2 separate regions of the Homo sapiens genome follow, and region 1 is linked to region 2. The links are chromatin loops, found by intact Hi-C in ENCODE. Cell type or tissue: PC-9. All regions are shown on one strand. Links, peaks and the distances in the headings refer to the core of each region. The heading gives the core; the rest is flanking DNA.

Region 1 (10,673 bases), core at 1,319-9,318, 210 kb before region 2:
CAGCCTTTAACTCTTAGGATCAAGTGATTCTCCCATCTTAGCCTCCCAAGTAGCTGGGACTACAGGTGTGCACAACCATACCAGATTAATTTTTTATTTTTTATCTGAAGAGATGGGGGTCTCATTATGTTTCCCAGGGTGGTCTTGAACTCATGGGCTCAAGAGATTTTCCCACTTCGGCCTCCTAAAGTGCTGGGATTATAGGCATGAGCCACTGCACCTAGCCTAAAATGCATTTTTAATAAATTTATCACATTTCACTTTATTGAAAAAATTAAGATTAGAAGGAATTGGAACACTCCAGGAAAATCCAGATGTACAAGAGGGCATTTATAAAACCACAAACAGAATGGGACTTTCCTAGAGACAGCACTGTTCTCACTTTGACTTGTCTTCTCTTGATGTACGAGCAAAATCCAGTTGGGTCACAAATTCATGCCAGTTTTGACCTATTTTGTATATTTAAAACTGACGTTTCTAGAGTTCCACATTCATATATAGACAAAGATAAATTACCCATGGGTAAATTAAGGTAGAAATCAGTTTATAAAATTGGGCCTATATTTGCTTCCATAGTGAGTTGTTTGTTCATTTGCTCAATAACAATTGAAAGAAAACTAGAGGAGAGGAAAGAAAAGAGAGCAATTGATCCTGTCCTCATGTAGCACAGTCCAGTTAACCCATTAGAACAATGTGGAAGAGCTTTTAAATATACTATTTCCCAGGCCCCAATTTGGTTACAAATCCAGGGATAGAAGGCTTAGTAACAAGCATTTTAAAATCTCTCCAGGTTTTCTGATATGCAGCCAGGTTGAGACCCATTGACTTAGCCACCCAGGGTTATGAGAGAGGCAAAAGCAATTAACTACAATTTGATTTTTCTAATGAATATATAGAACATTAATACAGGATCCACCAAAAACTATTCTTAAAATATTTGGTCCTAATGCCTTTACTTCACAGTATAAAAGTCCTCTCTTACAAATAATATCCCAATTGTAAATTTTTTACATTTAAATTAAATGTCTCAAGTAAACCAAACAAAAACTGTGACAGATTGCAGTATGCAATATTCGTACAGACAGGGATGATACATTTCAAATTCAGAGGTGAAATATTTATCGTCTAACCATAAAAATGATCAGGATTGTTAAAAGTTTACACTAAAGAATTTGAACTTGCACACGAGTTGCCAATAATCTTGAATGATCTTAAAAACGCAAGGCTTGTCAAAAGACTACTTATTCTGCTAGATGGTTAAAAGACAATAACATAAATTGTCTCTCTTCTAAGTTGTATTACTGAAGGAATAAGCAAATTTAATTTGCTAACTCTCTGGAGTTTCAATACTACACAGAATATTCTAGGATACCAATTAAAAAATCATTTTATCATATTTAAGTGTGCAATACTTGATAAACAGATGGTTCAAGGTTACAAATTTATTAACCTGTAGGGCTGCCAGATAAAACAGAAGACATTCAGCTACACTGAATTTCAGATGAACAACAAATGACTTTAATGTTAAGTATGTCCCAATTATTGCACGGGACATAATTACAATACAAAATGATTCTGTTTGTCGGAAATGCAAATGTACCTGAGGTTCTTGTATTTCTGTTTGCTAGTTCTGACAACCCTGTTAGCATGATAAAGATTTTCCTAAAAATTAAAATCCACTTTTGTAATTTCCAAACTGTTTAGCACAGAACCCAGCACTCTAGGCACGCGGGCCACATTTCATTAGATATGCGGTCAGGTTTGGAATTGACGCAGTGATATGTCAAAATTTATAGTCTCTAAGCCTTCATTTATTTATTTGTTTATTTATTTATTTATTTGACAGAGATGAGGTCTCACTGTGTTACCTACACTGGTCTTGAACTCCTGAGCTCAAGTGATCCTCTTGCCTCAGCCTCTCAAAGTGCTGGGATTACAGGTGTGAGTCTCCACGCCTGGCCAGTCATTTTTAAGGGAGGTCCATTCAAAGTCCTATCTATGTATCCTAAAAATCCCTTTCCTTCCTGTTCCTAAACCCTGTGGCTTTGTTTGGGAGGCAGGCATCCTTATAGGTTCATAGATTAGGCAACTATTTTAGGCCCATAATCATTTATGTGAAATTCGTTTTTCTTTTAACAGCTTTATTGAAGTAGAATTCATAGGCAAAAACATGGCCCATGTTTAAGCATTCCTTTTGATGAGTCTGGACATATGCATACGTCCATGATACTATATAAGTCAGGAAGTATTTTGGATATTGGAATATTCTGAAATTTCATAGAGGTAACACAGATTATATAGCGTATATTATATGACATTTCCAGTGAGATTTGGAGCAGTACCCTCTAATCAAACATGTTACTATTTCTGTAGCTACATTTATGAATATTCAACCTTACAAAATTACTTTTTTTCCCCATGAAACTTTTCAGATTTTGGAACTGCAGAGGAAAGATTATAGACCTGTGTCAACAAATAATGATTGTTGAGTAACCAACCATTCTCTGCCTCTGAAGAGGAACATCCTATAATTCTTTCTTTCTTAGATTTTTTTCCTTTGGCTTTGACATTTTAATTACACAATTGATGAATGTTTAGCATAGAAAAAAAAAAAACTAGAAAGTCAGAAACTCAGGACTTATGTAATCAAACAACTACGAGAAAAAAAATAGCCTCAAGCTGGAATCCTATTGATTTAATCCCCAAATCCCATTATACAGTTCCACTTCCTCTGACCAGGGAGCCAACTTTGAAATGTAAGAAAGAGGCACGGGAAGGGCTGGGTCCCTGCTGCACACTGACTGTGACTTGGCACCTGTTCTGCACTCAAGAGGTATTAACACTTTGCTGAAGAATTCTGGGCTAGGCTCACTGTCTTTCTCTGGCTCCAAAGGAAGGATGGGGAGGAAGTAACAGGTACTTTGGCCAGAAAATCGTGGGAAAAAAGATTTAACCATTTAACATGCAATGATATATGCTTACTGTAGAAACATTAGGAAGTCAAAGAATTTAAGATTTCATTCAGGTACATGTTGTATGGCACAGAATGATTTAAGCTTCAGTTCAAAACTTTAAGTGTGTTTCATGTGTTTAAGAGTGCAGGCTAGGATGGCTACAAAATATAACAATGCATCTGTGTGAAGACACACAATATTTGTCCTTAAACAAAAGGATAGTTTGAGATATATGTTTATCATCTGGGTCATGGGAAGACCCCTCAGCACGTCTACTGAATCAGAAGCTTTTCTTAACCATTTTATTTAATTTTGGTACAACTGACTTGATTTTTGTGCGCTAAAAAGAAGCACAGATAAAACAGATAATCCATAAATAGAAGAAATTGAAAAATATTTTTAGTTTCAAATTTTTAACACAGCTAGAAATAGAGACAGAAAACCTACGCAAACAGATGCACACATCCGTATCTTCTTAGCCATTGCCTGAGATCAGGCTCTGCCTTGGAATGGGGATGGGGAGTAGAAGGGAAGGAAGCCAGTTCCACAGTCAGGCCTTTGCCCAAGCTGGGCTTCATGGTGCTAGCGGTTTCCCTACTCTGTCACCAGGCCCATTAAATGAAAACAGTTTGCTAGACCAGAGGTCCCAATCTTCTTTCACTTGCTATAAGAAAATGTGATGGTCTCTTTGCTTACTGCTTCACCAAGTAAATATACCCTCCAGATTTATGTCTGAGTTAGATCCTTGTTTAAGCTTTATCAATGTTCATAGTGGCTCCATCTGTGATGTGGCTACTATCCGAGAACACAACCGGCAGGTGGCATGTATCTCAAGGTCAGATGGAAACAGGGTTATTGATGTTCGTAACAGTGGTACCCCTAAGGGTAATAAAAGGCCAGTGCAGGAAACTGCTGCAAAAATGTTCAATAAATACACAGTAGAACAAACTGACTATATTTTATGTTTTCTATAGAAGTATGCCTATGGTTTATATTTTATAGGGTAACGAATGTGCAAAATAAAATGCATTCCTAAATCAGCTAAAAGAAGTAACACTAAAGACCAATCTTCAGAGCCAAAAAAATAACATCAGTAATTTCATATCAAGATTTGAATGCTGATGTCTGGGCTTGGTGGCTCACACCTGTAATCCCAGCACTTTGGGAGGCCAAGGCAGGCAGATCACCTGAGGTCAGGCATTCGAGACCAGCCTGGACAACATGACGAAACTCCGTCTCTATTAAAAATGTAAAAATTAGCTGAGTGTCATGGTGGGAGTCTGTAATCCCAACTACTCGGGAGGCTGAGGCAGGAGAATCACTTGAACCTGGGAAGAGGAGGTTGCACTGAGCCAATGTTAAGCCACTGCACTCCAGCCTGGGCAACAGAGAGAGACTCTGTCCCAAAAAAATAAAAAACAAAAGATTTGAATGGGGAGGCATTCTGAGGTATTATTAAACCTTTTTCCTATGGCTCCGGCCTTGTCTCCAAAATTCTAGAGCCAGGCTTACAGGATGTACTATTAACATCTGAATCGGAGCTTGCCCAACAGAGATATCTTTTCAGGTTTTGCTTTTCTCATTCCATGGTTTATATCTGACCACAGCAACAGGTGTATGGAAAAGGAAACACGATCCCTAAGGGGAAAGGCCACTTCCTCCTTCTGTCTTACGCTTTGGCATGATGGGCCGTGTGACTACAGGCCTCCTGGCATATGCACACGGGCAGCCCAGCCCAGCTGTCCTGAAACTTGGCTGCACTCTTTGGCAGGTGTTTGGCTCAGTGTTTTGCTAAGGCCCAGCCTGGACCAGCCATTAGCAGGAAAATCCAACAACAATATTCGTAAGCACACTGGGCAGTATCCTGCCTGGCACATGCTACGGGCTGGATAAACAGTGGATCACAGTGCCCTAGTGCCCTCCTCTATTTCACAGGCTAGAGTGGGATATAAATGTCTAGTAGGCTCAAAACAAACATAAATTATAAAATGTTTATCTGTAAAAAGAACAACAGGGAAAATCTAACCCGAACTGGAAAGGTCTAGGAGGGCTTTTCTGAAAAACTAACACTGATCTTGAGCCCTGAAAGACAGAACCAATGAGGCATGGAATATGAGGAAGGGAATTCCAGGTAGGGGAAAACAGTATCTGCAAAGGACTGGGGTTGGGGGAGGATGAATCTTTTAACAAACAGAAAGATAGAAAGGAAGGTGACTCTGAGAGTGCTGTGAAGAATGGGAGGGTGGTGACAGAAAGGCTGGTGACAGATCACACTACGGAATTTGGATGCATAGTCAAGTACAGTGTGATGCAAACCACAGTAATATGGTCTAATTTCTTCTTTTTAATCACATTGGCTGCTGTGAAGAGAATGGATTGAAGGAAAGCAAGTGGAAGTAGACTAAATAAGAGATTTTCATAATAGAGAAGAGAATGCTGTTAGTGGAGATGCAGAGATGTTGAAGCAATCAAGAAACAAGCTGGTAATCAACTGAATGTAGGGATGATAAGGAAAGACGTGTCAAGATCAATTTCCAGGTTTCTGTTGAACATATAGGTGAATAGAGATGCAATCTCCTGGTTGGAAAAACTAGAGGATGGAGGGTGGAGGGTGGAAGGCAAGGGAAAAGATAAGATCAAGAGTTCAGTTATGGGTGTGTTCAATTGGAAATACCCATGAAATATCCAAGTGGGGATGTCAGGTAGGCACAGGATATGAGTCAGAATTCCAAAAAGGGTTATGAACTAGAGAAATCCCTATGATAGTCACCAGCATATACAAGTTATTTGAAGCCATAGCTATAGAAGGACATGAGGGTACAAGAGAACTGAGTTCAGATGAGAGATAAAGAGTGAGAAAGAGGTAAGAGAAATAGATGGAAAACCAGAAGATTGTGGTACACAGAGGCAAACAAAAGGGAGACAGTGAAGAAGCACCAAGAAAAGAGCTGTCCCCTGTACTGAATGCTGCTCGGGAGTCTGATCATGAGGGGACTGAAAAGCACCCAGCAGGCTGGGCACCACTGAGGTCTTTAGTAGTCTTAACAGGAGAGAATCTGATGGAGGAGTAGAGGTCTAAGCCAACTGGAGTGGGAAGAATGTTTAATTGGAAAATGAAGAAAAGGAGACACAGTATACCCAGAAAATTGTTTAATAAGTTTAGCTATGATGAAGAGAAGAGAGATAAGGTAGTAGCTTATCGTTAATCGATAAAGTAGTAATTTATTTTAAAAATAATAATATTGGCATGCTGACAGTAAAGAGAGAGAAACTGACCCCAGGGGGTGAGGGTGCAGAAAGACTGAAGACCTCAAGAAGGTGGGATAGGATGACACCCAGAGCACATCCAAAGGGAGTGGTCTTTGATGGAAGGAGGGAACCCCGCCTTCATTGTGAGAAGATGGGATGCTTCTAATTTCTCTATGGTAAGATGATCTCTGAGCCAGAGGGATGAAAGTTGGCCAGGAGTATGAACAGAGTGTATGAAATAGCTGTGTCATTAAATGGTGGAATAAATTTATTTGAGAAACATAATAATGTTTTTGCCAAGCTGTGTTGAGTCTCTATTTGAGTTTAGTTGTCAAGAATACGTAGTAACATCATCTAGACCAGTCTTTGTTTCCACTTCCCACATCCTCTTCTGGAGTTCCTCACCCCAAGCCAGTTTCTGCCATTTTTCACATGATGTAATGACAGAGAATAATCCTACCTTCTAAGACCAACTAATTCCCTCATAGCTGTATGAGCTGGTCCTATGCGTCAAGCCCCTGTAGTCCCCTCTCCAGTGCATAGCCTCTGTCAAGCCATCAAAACAATATTAGGAAGGATGGAGGTAGCTTCCTTGCTTGTTTCTGCCCGTGTTCCTAGAATTCCACCTGAGAATTCCACCTTGAAAACATAAGATAACTTTCCCTGGGAAGTGAGATTTAACATTGGCTCAACTTGCTTCACTTTTGTGTAGAATCTGATATTAATGAGAAATACACAAATAGAATTTGCAGGCCATGCCATATGTGAGATACACAAAATAAATAACTACATGGATTAGGATGGCAGGAGGGTTCACAGGGAACATGATACCTAATTCCTATGTTGCACGAGTTTTCCAATATGATATACATAGCAATAAAACTACTCTACTATTACTTAATTTAATTAATATTTACTTGATAATAAAATATTAACACAAGACATCTGATGCCTCCAATGAAGGCTTCTTGCAGAATCTTTGAAAAGCATAGCCATTAACTGAATCCTTCAGTACTGCAGACTTAGACAGTCAACTCTTTGACTTCATTTTGGCCTTTTAGGAAAAATACACCCACTACCCAAATACTACTTAAAAGTTTGGGCCGGGCGCGGCGGCTCACGCCTGTAATCCCAGCACTTTGGGAGGCTGAGGTGGGCGGATCACGAGGTCAGGAGATCGAGACCATCCTGGCTAACATGGTGAAACCCCGTCTCTACTGAAAATACAAAAAATTAGCCGGGTGTGGTGGCGGGTGCCTGTAGTCCCAGCTACTTGGGAGGCTGAGGCAGGAGAATGGCTGAACCTGCGAGGCGGAGCTTGCAGTGAGCTGAGATTGCGCCACTGCACTCCAGCCTGGGCGACAGAGTGAGACTCCGTTTCAAAAAAAAAAAAAAAAAGTCTGGGGGCAGAATGAACGTACATAAAATTTAATATGAAAAGCCTGTGCAGTTTAATTCTGACATGCTGGTAACCAAGAAATTGATGTGTAGCATTTAATTTGACTTTATTTCTGACTACCATTTTGAGCTCATTCTCTGGCACCAAGATCAAATGCCCTTATTTATAGGTCTTAAACAAATAAGAGCCTAAAAAGGAAGTCACGTTCAGCAGAAATTCTTTCTACACATTACCACTAGAACTTACTCAAACTAAAAATTTTTTCTTTTTCTCAGCTTAGTGGAGAACATGTTGAGTAAGGAAGAATGTGTTAAAGCTTATTTGCTTTTTCTTTCTCAAATTGGAATTTTATTTTCAGTTTTATTGGAATTTTATTTTTAGTTCTGCTCTAACTAACTCAGAATGGGAGAGGAGAGTAATGTATATTTCCCAGAGGAAAAAAACACATAAACAGACAAACCCAACTACCATCCTGAATTCTAAAATTTGCAAGTGATTTTTCATACTTTCCCTAATAGATATCAGCCACCATTCAGGTTGTGATCCAAAATGTATACACAGAACCTTTTCCAAGATAAGTGTCAACTGTGTTTCACAGATAGCTTTCTCTTGGCAGTGTGTGAGGACTACCCCAAGAAGAAAATTTTAGAAACTCCAATACATTTGTCAAAAAGCAGTGCACTTGCATTGAAAACAATAGCAAGGCAAAGCAGGTGAGATGAGTGGTTCTCATTCATCTGTTTAATAAACAGAAAAATGAAAAGAAATAAAAGAAATGAGGCAACCCTATTTGAATTTGCTTAAGCCATCCCTACAGGGCAGCAGTGGTAAAGAACTTCAGTATACTAAAGAAATTACTTAAAAAACACAATGGAATCAGAAAAGCAGAAAGGCCAATGAAAAAAAGCAAACAAACAACGCACTCATCTCAAGTAGGATAAAGCTGCCAGGAATATCGGCTCACAAATTATATGAACTCTGCTCTCTCAGCATCAGCTGCCCAGTACCTGGCAGTTCTTGGTTTCTGACAATGTATGATCTTAGGATTTTTCTCTAGTGCCACTGCCTCCAGGAACATGACACACAAATCCAAAACCCCAGTAATGCATTCAACATTTAAATTCAATCAACTGGGACCACCACTTTGCCCATAAAAACTGCATTGAAATATAATTTTCTTTTACCTTGGTCTTTTCACCAACAATGTTCTTTTCCAGTTCAGCTATTTTCCGGTTTAGATGATCCAAAATCTCCTTCTCCTTCATAAGTTCAGTTGTTTCAGATTTCTGTTCTCCATCCAAAAGAGCACATTCCATATCCAACTAAGGACACAAACCAAAGCTCAGAAGTGTTTCACCTTTGGGGATATTCTCAACTGACCACCCTAGAGATACATTTGCAACAGCTACAAATTTCCAAAAGTAATACTGTAGCAGCCAGATCGGGTGCCTGAGAACACTCCAGAGAGCCCATGTGAAAGCAAGATTCCCATATAAGCGAGCTAGAGAGCCTAGAATATATTCACTAAAAAAACTAGCTATCTTATCACTTAACTTTTCTACTATAACCCCTCTTCTGCTCACTTCTCAAGGATATTTTGCCTATTTGCTTCAGCTCAAGATCAAGCACAAACCACCATGGGAGCAGCCACGTCTTTCTTTGTCCCTAGAGCATGGGAAGAGAAAGTTACCCAAGCCCAGCATGTGAGCTCTGCATTCCTCGCAATGCTAGCAGGAGGGGCTTCCAGCGTCTCTACGCAAGACAACAGGTGAGCAGTCCCCTAACCACTTAAGGGCCTATTGGTATCATCTGTAAGGACAGACACACAGATCTTCCCTAGGCAGAATTACGTGCCCCTTCTCATGCCATGGGGGTAACATAAAAATGCCACTGTCTTCTATTGTGGTTATGCAATATGTGTTCTCTCTGCTTCCCCCTGGTTTCCAAACCTCTAGAAACCTGGATCGATTTTTGATCCGTGTGTGAATTTCATCATGGTGCCAATGTGATATCCAACTCATAGTAAAGCACGTTCAGAAAACATTTGCTGGATTTGACCTTGAAATCTAAATACAGAGCACCTCAGCTGATAGATCCTCTGTTAGGTCAGGTCAGAAAGCACGTACTAGTTTAAACAAAGTTGGTTGGAGATTCATAAAGTACATTAAAGAGGGCTTAATATGTTTATCTCATCTGGTTGGAAAAAAAAAGAAAGAAAAAAGGAATGTAGAAAAAGGGTATTTTCACTCTATACAGGGAACCCACTGAATAAATGTTTGCTTGTGTTGACGTCTATGTATCTGGCCTCCAAAGCCTATTCCTGAATAAGTAGCAATATTTTTAAGCTGAAGGAAAGAAAGAAAAAAGGGAAGAGGGTAAAAAGTTTACCTCTCTGAAAGACTCATCCATCTGATCATTTATGTCTTTGATTTTTTGCTTAAGTTCCTCGAGGTTGTTCAGAATGACTATCCGGGTTTCTTCCATTGCAGCCAACTCCTGAGATCTCTGTTCTTCACTTATACCCTCTGGGGTCTGCGATTAATCAACACAGAAATGGATTATTCACACCTCAGTTCTAGAATTTCCCAACTTGACTTGTAAACCATCCACAGGTCTAGGGTCTCACAGTCTCCATGCCCATGTAGATTTTAAAAGCATCCCTGCAACTGCACGCTTGGAGCTCTGATGTGTTTTTCCCACATGATGCCATCCTTGGCAGTTAGGCTCTCAGGAGAGTTGAGACAAACCAACTTCAGTTCACCAATTCATATCCTTTTGAAGCTAAAAGAACTAAGAGATTACACAGATAAGAAAGGTGTGGTATATAGAGATTGAGATGACTTCTCCAAGGTTATAGAGAAAGTTCAGCATAACAGAGAACTAGAACTGACAGAAGACTTGTGGCATCTTCCTCGGGATCTCTTGGGCATGATGCTATGGTTATTACAAGCACAATATTCTCTCCCATCTTCCAGGTGAGGACATCTGCAAAAGCCTCTTGAATCTCTAGGCATACTGTTGGGTCTTGCTGCTAGGGTTACCTGCAAATGAGCATTCATGCTTATGTATTT
Region 2 (10,456 bases), core at 1-8,000:
CATTCGGGACTCCATGTTTATATTTCCTTCTTAAGAATCCAGAAGCTGCCACTTCCTTAGGGATTCTCAGATGGTGCTGAGGAGCAACAAAGTGCACACATTTCCATGCCTAGTTTTCTTTCTAGAGCCTTTCTTTTCAACACTCTTCTGGAGGGTCTACTTATGAACTAATAGTTCTTCACGACCCATTTTATCTTCGTTCATGGGCATGGCTTGGTAGTGACTTCTCAGATCTAGACCACATCCACACATGTATACTGTCCCCAGGAGGACTGGGGGAGCCAGGACATGAACAGCAGAGTCAGGAATCACTCACAGCCCTGAGATGCGTGGTCCTGTTCAGGACAGAAAGACCATAGCAGCATCTATCCTGGGTAAGAAAAGTTCAGTAAGCTCCTGTGTGAGTGCTCTTGATGTAAGAAGCACGGCAGATATTTAATCTATAAATAAATAAATAAATAAATAAATAAATAAATCAAAACACAAGAGGGCTCCTTATAGATAAGCACCTCTTATCGATAAAAAAAAAATTCCCTCTCGAGTTTCAAAGTCCTCATGCAGTAGTGATTGGTAGGCTCAAAACAACCTGCAGAAAGTAGAACCATCAAGAGAAGGACTGGAAATGTTCCAACACTAGGTATTTCTCACTTGGTGACACACGAGTCATCCTAAATATCCCCGAGGTAGTCTTGTTTTCAAGGAGTTATAGAATGGCTCCAAATCCACTTGGAGCTTCCTCCTTTAATGCCATTGCAGTTTCCCATGCATCCTGCGCCTGCTTCCATGGTGCCATGGATAAGGGGCCTTCCACTTAGCGTTGTGTCCCACAGTGCAGACCTGAGTCCTAGGCAGACAATAATAAAACGCAATTCCAAGATCAGGCTTGAAGACCCCACTCCAAAGAGGACTTTGCCAAAATGATGCAGGTGCTCTACCTGGCAGCCATTCTGGAAAAAGCTGTAGAATTAAATAAAAGATATCTGGCATGCAGCAAACATGCATATCTATCTCTTGTTGGGCCCCACGCTAAAAAGATCTCCCATCATTGTTCTTTTCACTTTTAAGAAGGGGCCAAAAGAAATAGAAAGGAATCCAAGTTTTAAAACTGGGAAGCATGTTTCTGATACTAAGGGTAGTATGCACTGTTTATCTGAAGAATGAGGTGACCAGTTACCAGTATACGCTATGAAAGAACAGCTTGTGTTTGAAACATCTTAGTGATAAATGAGTCCTACTCTCTCAGAAAAGTGGTGACATCCAACAATCCTAGAGAGACCTGGTGCTTGGCTCTTTTCCCCCTCAGAGCCCCTGGTTGATGTTAGATCCACCCCAGATGGTGGTCCACAGCTGCAATGAGCCAGTCTTTTTCACCAGGAATGTGTTTCTGGTTCAACTTTTTCACCGGCTCAAACACAACACCCCAGACGACAATAGGGAGCTGGGCCAATTAGGGGGACACTCAATACCCCAATGGGTCCTAGAGATCCTATTTCCAAATTCCATTCACCACCATAAGCCACTGGGGAGGTCCTGACCTTGGTCACATGAAGCGTGCTTTCTTCCCTTGGACTTAAGTTTTAAAAAAAGTCTCATTTGGGAAAAATGCAATTAATAGCCCTGTAATTTTATCTAAATGGCCCTGTGAGGAAGGGAGAAAAAAAAGCCATCTTCCTCTTACTTCATCATCACTGCCCCAGGGGCCATCCTAACAGGACATCCTTTAGAACTCTACCCTGGATCAACAAATTCAACATTAAGGTTAAATTAAAAATTAAATCAGCATTTAGCCAGAGCTGTGTCCTCCTGTAGGAGGTCATTCAACTTGATGACAGTCGCAGCAAAGTCCACCAGGTCCACGAAGTCAGATGTGATGATGTTGACACCCATGGCTCCAGGCTTCTGAGTTTTCACCCAGTCCAGGATGGCAGGAAGATTCCTATACAGAGGAAAGTGTTGGAGGAAGAGAGTGGATACAGTACAGCTTAGAGGGTCTTCTCCAGACATGGACATAAAACATTTCCCTTAATATTACAAAAATATGTTAATAAGAGCACAAGCTTTCAGAGGTATTTCCATTTAAGCTTTATATCTCCTTCAGGGATGAAGTAGTCTCTATTCCATTAGAAAATTACACTTTCCAGGGTTTCTCTGCTGGAAGAGGAGATTATTTGCTTCCAGCATCAAAGAGATACCATGTCAACAGGAACTTGAAAAACTAAGATCAGGCCCAGTGCGGTGGCTCATGCCTGTAATCCCGGCACTTTGGGGGGCTGAGGTGGGTGGATCACTTGAATCCAGGAGTTTGAGATCAGCCTGGGAAACATGGTGAAACCCTGTCTGTGAGGAGGGGTAATCACCTGAGCCTGGAAGGTTGAGGCTGCGGTGAGCCAAGAGCTGCACTCCAGTTTGGGTGACAGAGTGAGACTCTGTCTGAAAAAAAAGAAAAAAGAAAAAGAAAAACTAAGACCAAGAGCCTCAGCTTTAATGGGTTCTTTAATTTTTTTAAATCATGAAAATATTCAAACATATGGCAATGTTGAAAGAATTTTGCAGCAAATATATCCACCACCTAGATCCCACCATTAACTATACTTGCTTACCACATATCTATCCATCAATCTGTCACTATCCTTCCATCAATCCATCTTGTATTTTTGACATATTCCAACTGCAAGCATCTATACACATTCCCTAAGTACTTCAGCATGCATATGATTAACTGGAGTTCAATATCTGTTTTTAATTTGTTCTTCTTTTAACATAAAGTTTACGCTCAATAAAATTCACAAATCTTAATGGTACACTTGCCGAGTTTTGACAAATACGTACACATAATTCAAACTCATATCAAGGTCTAGAACATAACTGGTACTCCAGAAAGTTCCTGCAAGCCCCTTCCTCATCAACACCTGCCCCATTCTCCCAGAGGCAACAGCTATACTGATTTTTTTTTCCACTGTAGATTAGATTTGCCTGTTTTAAAACTTCATATAAGCCATGAAAAATGTATTATTTCACGTGAGTTTTCTTTCACTTGGCATAATTGTTCTGAAATTCATCCACGTTGCTGCATGTATCAGTAGTTCGTTGCCTTTCAAAATCAATGAAGAGAATTCCATTGTATGTATATACTGCAGTTTGTGTATCCAGTTTCCTACACTGGCAGGATGGACACTTGGGCTATTGCCAGTTTTTTGGATATTATGAGTAAAACTGTTATCTGTTCAATTCTTTTACTCATTTTTTCATTTTCTTTTAAAAAAATTGTTGAGTTGTAGAAGTTATTTATATAGCCTAGATACTGGTCTTCTGTCAGATATATTTTGTGAATATTTTCTCCTAGCCTATAGCTTGTCTGTCAGTTTTCTCAGTGACATATTTTCATGAGCCGAATTCCTTAATTTTTACAGATTCTAATTTGTCCATTTTTTTTCTTTTATGGCTTCTGTGATCTAAGAACCACTTCAGTCCACTCCAAATTTACAAACATATCCTATGTTTTATTCTAAAAGCTTTATGGTTTTTAGCTTTTAGGTTTAGCTCTAAGAACCATCTCAAATTGATTTTTGTTTATGGTATAAAGTAGGAGGTCAAGGCTTACTTTTTTCATATGGATATACAGTTATTCGATCACTAAGTGTGGCTTCTTAATAGACCAATACTTAATCAGTTGTCTCACTAACGGTCTTTCAGTCTCATTTTATTAATCAAAGGCTTCCTAGGTGACAGCCAGTTATTTAGTGACATAAAGGAATAATGAAAATTCAATGTGATAATTTCTGCATTAATAGTAAGTGTAAACTACCACAGGCAGCATAGAGAAGAAAGCAATAAAGTGTACTCACAGTTTACATCATAGTAAAAACAGCTCAATACATACTCAGTAGGCTGAGAATGCTTTAAAGAAGACAGAAGAAACTCTCCCTTGATGCTGCCTGCCCTTCTTTCAGCACATATCTTGACTTCTCAGTTTTCCAGACAACCCTGTTCAGGCCTTGGTAGCATTTTGTCCTTCTCCTCTTTCTTTTTCTCTTACCATAACTATAATCAGTCCTGGGTCTCCTCCCTCTCTCAGTGGACTCTACAATCAGCCACGGGCTAAAACACATATCATAAATCAATCAATCTATCTATCTATCTATCTATCTATCTATCTATCTATCTATCATCTATCCATCATCTTATTTTTTTTTTGAGACGGAGTCTTCCTCTGTCCCCCAGGCTGGAGTGCAGAGGCGCGATCTTGGCTCACTGCAAGCTCCGTCTCCCGGGTTCACGCCATTCTCCTGCCTCAGCCTCCCGAGTAGCTGGGACTACAGGCGCCCGCCACCACGCCCAGCTAATTTCTTTGTATTTTCAGTAGAGACGGGGTTTCACCGTGTTAGCCAGGATGGTCTCGATCTCCTGACCTGGTGATCCGCCCACCTCGGCCTCCCAAAGTACTGGGATTACAGGCGTGAGCCACTGCGCCTGGCCTATATTTTTATATTAATAGCTGATTATGACTTAAAAGATCACCCTCCCAGGGGTACTTCCATTTTGAACGGGGACTCCTGAAGAGTGATAATAATAATGCTTCATACAGATTTTTGGGGAATTAAACAAAATAATACATGTAAAGTGTTTAGAAGAGTTTCTGTGATATGATAAGTGTGGTAAAAAAAAAAAGGTAAGGAATCATAACTGGAAGAGTGTGAGGTAGAAATATTTGGTGGCTGGGAGTAAGAAACTACACCTTAAAGAGGTCACATCCTCCTGCTTACGTGACAACATGTTGTGGTTTGGAAGTGAGAAGCTGCAAATACAGACTTCCTTAAAGATAGACCAAGGATACACAAGGAACCACACCAAGGACACAGTAGTACTGAACCTGATAGATTCAAGACTTCATTTTAAAAGCCTGAGTCAGTGTTGAAGTATGAGGTGCAGGCGCCCTCTGCTGGTCATTACAGGGAAATGAGCCTTAAAGGCTTGTAACTCCAGTCACTGCAGCCAGAGCCTCCTCACCTTGGAGGATCCCTGGAGCCTGAGCAGAGAAATGCAGTGAAAGGTATGTACCTGTGGTTTCCAGTGACAAAGAGTTCTGTGTCAGCTTCGGGTAGCATGTGTCAACCTTCTCCAAGGCAAGGATCAAATAATTAGGATTAAGTACGAAGAAGGGGAAATGCAGAACCCACAGTGAAGAGGAGCTACTTTATTTTCTCAGCTCTTGGTATTTACCAGGACAAGGGATCTGTGCAAAAGGCTGAACCTGACAGTGCTGACAGGCCCGTGAGGCAACAGTTCCCATGGATGGCAGAGCAGGAGGTTAAAAACTTCCCTTTGACCTTGGGGCCCAGCTGGGAACAAGGGTGGTCCATAGTGTTTCTGGGTGTCTTTACAAATAGGGATGGCATGTCTATTTTCTGCCAGCCACTGTGGCTGGCATTTTCATGTTAAGGCTACAATCTGATGAGGTTTATTAATCCTGTTTAACTGGTGAGAAAACCACAGCTCAGAGACCTCAGAAAACTTGTCCACGGCCACCCTGTTGCTCAGGGACTGCATTGATTTGCTAGGGCTACCATAGCAAAACACCACATACTGGTTGGCTTAAATGACAGAAATGTATTTTCTCTTGTTTTAGAAGTTGGACATCCAAGATCAAAGTGTCATCAGATTTCATGTCTCCTGAGGCCTCTGTCCTTGGCTTGCAGACAGCCGCCTTCTTATTGCATTCTCACATGGCCTTTCCTCTGTGAACACATATCTGTGGTGTCTCTTTGTGTGTCTAAATTTCCTTTTCTTTTAAGGATACCAGCTAGACTGGATTAGGGCCCACCCTAATATCCTCGTTTTGACTTAATTACCTCTTTAAAGGCCGTATCTGCAAATGTACCCACATTCTGAGGTAACTGAGAGTTGGGACTTCAATATGTGAGCTTGGGGATGGCGGGGATGGGACGGGGCACAACACAATGCACCCTGGAACAGGGAGCATGTCAGGCTGCACTCTCAGGCCTTCTGATTTCAGTCCATGTTCCCTTATAGAGTTCATGGATGCTCTGTCCTCAAGCTTAGGCAAAGCATTTTCATATGATTTCAGTGAGAGTGCCATGAACCTGAATTTCAGGTTTCTATAAGTCTGGGAGAAACCACCATGGAAATTGAGTCAAATGGCTATATTTCTTGTGGCTTCCTTCTACGGTGTTGAACCAAAATGAACAAGATCTTAGCTCCAAAGTTTATCGAAGAGTTAGGGGGTTAAATCCCTGCCGAGAAACCACCTCTACATTTGTAAGAAAATATACCCTGTCTTTTTTTTCTTGGTTTGAGCTGACCACCAGTGCCAGCGACCAGTTGTTAGGACAGACCCTCTGGGTGTTGGCACACAGGGGAAGGTCCTATGTTTGTTCAACAGCCCAGAGGAAATGACAGCCACACTCTGCACTGGCCTTTTGGAACAAACTCAACCAGAGCTATATTTTCCTCCTTCAGTTGATGTGCAGGACTAGGAATGCATGCATACTTGCAATATTCTTATGGCCGGCAGGGGGGCGAGATGCCAAAGAAAGTATCTTTCCAAGCTTGGGGACATTGGCTTGCTGCTAGCAGTAGTGCAAGGGCTCTGGCATAGTAGGATCCCTTGGCTTTGGGCGCATGCCAACATCATTATCTCTCATCATAAAGGAAAGAGCCAATGTTTCACTTGCAGCCAGATTAAAGTTTTAGGAATGTACAGATATGAAAAGCTTTGTGACATTGTGGGTTACTAGTTATAACCTGTGAGATATTACCAGATTCAGGTACTAATAAGACAACTGCAGGCCTGTGGAACAGAAAAGAATAAGCACAAAAATATGCAGTATCCAAGTCAGTGTCCAACGCTGAAAAGGGCAGTGGTCTAACGATCAGAAGGCCAGAGTCTGAGAGGTATTCTTGACTTTTACTAGCTGTATGGATTGGGGTCACTTAAGCTCCCTGAATCCCATCTAAAGAGGGGATGATAATATGCTGTAGACAATGTGCCATCCTAGAGGCTGACTTGATTTAAGAATCAAATGAAATCATCTGCAAAAAGCCATTTGATATTCAGAATATGGTATACAGATATAACTTATCCTTAGTTTTTTAAATACTCCCTCTCCATTATTAGTATGGCTGTCTGCACAGACTTCTTCACAGTGGTATTTCACATTGCTTTATAGAAATTTTCATGCCAGTTTCTGCTGCTAGACTGTGAGTTCCTTGACAGCAGACAGTATAATATTCACCTTGAATCTTTGTACCTAGCTCTTCCTAGGTGCTCAATGTTTGTTGAATGAATATATAAATAATGTTGATCTACAAATATACCAGAGGCATGAGGAAAACAGTGTGGATACACAAACATATTATTAAAACAATAAAGCTTCTAATTCGGGATCTTTCAAAGAGATATAGTGCTGGTTTATAAAATTCACTTTTCCAAGTTCAGCATAATGAATTCAGTCAAGACTTAGTAGAGCCACACAGAAAACACTTTCTGGTTTTGTCCATGGTTGACATAATCAGGAGCTCTCACCAAGAAAGAAAAATCTAGTCCTGCTGTCTAAACTCCTGCTAGGTGAACTCCTGTTATCTGAACTCATGTTACCTAAACTCAGGACCAAATAAATAGAAACATGTTTTTGGATGAATCTTTCATTATCTGAACTCTGCTCGTCAACCTGAAACTCAGGGACCAAACTGATTCTTGTAAATATCTTTTGCTACCCAAACGTATTAGCTTCCTTAGCTTGGATTGCAAGGGATTCCCTGTTATCCAAATGTATTTATAACATTCCTTTTATACATATACATATACACATACACATGTACAGGTACATAGACACATACATACACACACTCACATATATGTGCGCGCACACACACAAACACGCATACAAATAAACCATCCTTTTTCTTGAGAACATCTATCATTCATTGGTGTCCGGGATAAGGAACACCATCTGATACAAAATTACTGAAGCTTCTGCTATCTAATTGTACAACCAGGCTCAATTCTGCCCTGAGGAAGTATTTGAAGCTACAGCATGGGCATGGTGGGTGGCATCCTAAGCTGCTTCTTCAGTGACTCATGGTCACCATGGAAAGGAGAACAAATTCTTGAAGGGCCAGCTCTGAATCCTTAGCACCTAGGACAGCAGCCTATATTGAATGCTTCTTAAATGAGTGCCTGGGTCAGCTGCGAGGCACAGGCAGGACCCCATGTGGCCAGGTACCAGGAGTGAACAGACATGGTGTTGGCTCAATGTGCTTTGCCTTATAGCAAAATTTAGAGAGTACAGTATTTATGGTATGATGTGTACTTATGAACAAAGTGTTTAGAGAGCCTTTGTTAATACAATCCACCTCAACTGCATGGTTTTCTCGAATACAAAGTTTTTTGCTTGTTTTGTTGTTTTTCTAACTCCTCAGACTACATGGCTTTACTGCGATTTACTCAGAATAGAATCAAGATAAATATTTTTTAAAAAGCTTTCCTTGTGGGGTGGAAGCAAATTCTTACCTATGAACCAGCGTGTTCTTGAGGCCCCCAACCAAGCCCCGGGCAATGGTCTTCACTCTGGGGGTGAGGATCGCTTGGGAGACATGGAAGGAGCCCCGTGAGGCCCGCTCACTCAGAGTGGTCTCCAAGAAGAGGATTAGTTTGCGCACACTTGTGGTGTTTGCCCAGGGCGCTGGAATCTTCTTTCCTGGCCACAGGAAGGGGTACTGCTTGTAGAAGGGACAGTGGTAGAAAATAAGAACCTGAAATATTCAAAACACAAAAAGGAGAGCAATCCATAAAAATGCTGAATGTTAACTCCTCCGTTTTATACGGACTGCTAGGAAAAAGGCAAGAAAATATAATCATATGTGGAAAGTCAAGAACTGTTTATATTAATATATATTTTTAGGAAATCAGCAAAGATTTACAGAGCACTTGCCATATGTCTGACTCAAAAATTCTTAATTTTGTTGGCATAAATACCTTTGGAAGTATATTAAAATCATGGACCCCCTTCTCAGAATTACATGTTAAATGAATGCATACAATATACAGGATTACAAAGAAAATCTATGATATGGAAATATAGCAATCAATATATTAAATAAGTTTGTAATAAATTAATGTATGTGCTGCATGATAAATGCATTCAATAAAAATATTTTGTTGTAAGTCTAATAAGTCCCATAACTGTGAGTTAGGGATAAGCATAAGTGGTATCTCAGATATCTGCGATAACCAAAATGTGAGATGGACGCATCTAGGGAGATAAAAATCAGGCAGGGCTAAGATTGTTGTGGGTCACCGCCTGCCCTCATAATCTATGGGTATACTAATTTTCAGTTCAATTTTAGTAAAAATGAATATGTATTTTTTTTCCCATCCAAATTTAAAGACTTCTTAAATTCTACCCTCATATCCCTCTGGGGAAGCTTTGGACCTCAGGCTGAGAACTCTTAGGCTGAGCAGCAAGCGCTGTCTAGAAGTTATGTCTCCTGTAATTACAAAACTGACAGCTTTTGGAGTTGAAATAAAAACACTGAACTAATTTGTGGGTAAATAGACTTTCAATCGTGTGTGCTGGCTCTGCCTGGAACTGCCCTTCCCAGGAGAGTGGGGAGTGTGCCACTTGAGTCAGGGGAGACTTTGCAGAGGCAACTGGCCTCCACAGGGACCGCTCAGGATGGTGGTGATGTTGAAAATAATTAGCAAGCTACATCCACAGCATTAATTAGTTTCTGGGAGGCAGCTGTGGGATAGGAAACTGCTATTTTGATCGTCCCAATTCAGAGCTCTGCTGTGAAGGTTTCTAAAGGAATATATTTTTCCCTGTCCCAGGCACTAGTAATCTTTTCCTGGAGGAATGCCCTGCACATGCTCACGAGGCCTGGACTGCCATCCCCGGATAGTTGGCCACAGAGGGTAATCCTCCCGGGCACCCAAGAACAAGAGCTCTGGATGTCAGCCTCATTTCCGGTGTGCATTTAGCTCGTGACTAAGGTGCCTGACTAACTGCTCCCCAAGGCCCAGAGCTGGGGAGCACCAGGCTGGTTGCACTGAACTGGGTAACGGCTGTTCTTGTTGTTTCTAATGGTTTTGAGTAATGTCTGACTGACTGCTAATGACGTCTGTGGTAAACCGGTGTGTTAATGAGGTTAATCACAGGCTCATGATAAGCAGATTGCCTGGGGGAAGGGGAGGATTTCCTTGTAGAGGTGTAATTGGCCAGGTGGTAAGCCTGGGGGCTGTGAGGAAAGCCGTCCTGTGCAGTGGACCGTGGGAGAGGTGGGAGGCGGTGCAGCCCTGTGACAGGACCTGTCAGACACATCTTGGGCCTGCCCGTGGGCCACATTTCAGGGAACGAGAGGACTGTGCCATTCTTTACTCTGCCTTGGAAAAAGTGCATTAAGTACAAATTATCCAAAAGGGTCTTTATGCCTTTCT

Evidence for each region. Hi-C counts contacts between places; a loop is a spot of excess contacts. Peaks named below come from ENCODE experiments on the same cell type or tissue, not always from the same donor. Only the 100,000 strongest peaks of a DNase experiment are listed, where the experiment ranks them.
Region 1: it touches region 2 in a loop (6-fold over the local background); 3 of 110 quality-filtered maps call a loop at or near these places.

What each region holds. Positions count from the first base shown.
Region 1 is chr3:111,918,533-111,929,205 of GRCh38, reverse strand. PHLDB2 (pleckstrin homology like domain family B member 2) reads right to left here. Exons shown (of 18, transcript NM_001134438.2): 4 at 9,991-10,134; 5 at 8,787-8,924. Among named protein-coding and RNA genes, the nearest start is that of ABHD10, 55 kb to the left of the region's middle. RefSeq lists enhancers at 9,067-9,627, 9,141-10,340. In PC-9, for the core only: CTCF peaks have their summits at 8,382 and 8,662; DNase peaks (open chromatin) are centred at 2,685, 5,245 and 5,655; H3K4me3 peaks cover 737 bases; H3K27ac peaks cover 7,041 bases.
Region 2 is chr3:111,712,203-111,722,658 of GRCh38, reverse strand. It overlaps PLCXD2 (phosphatidylinositol specific phospholipase C X domain containing 2), which reads right to left. Exons shown (of 4, transcript NM_001413064.1): 3 at 8,531-8,772; 4 at 1-1,936. The coding sequence ends at 1,777. Among named protein-coding and RNA genes, the nearest start is that of PLCXD2-AS1, 40 kb to the right of the region's middle. In PC-9, for the core only: CTCF peaks have their summits at 4,732, 4,931 (motif pointing left), 6,337 and 6,540; DNase peaks (open chromatin) are centred at 4,938 and 6,538; H3K27ac peaks cover 2,232 bases.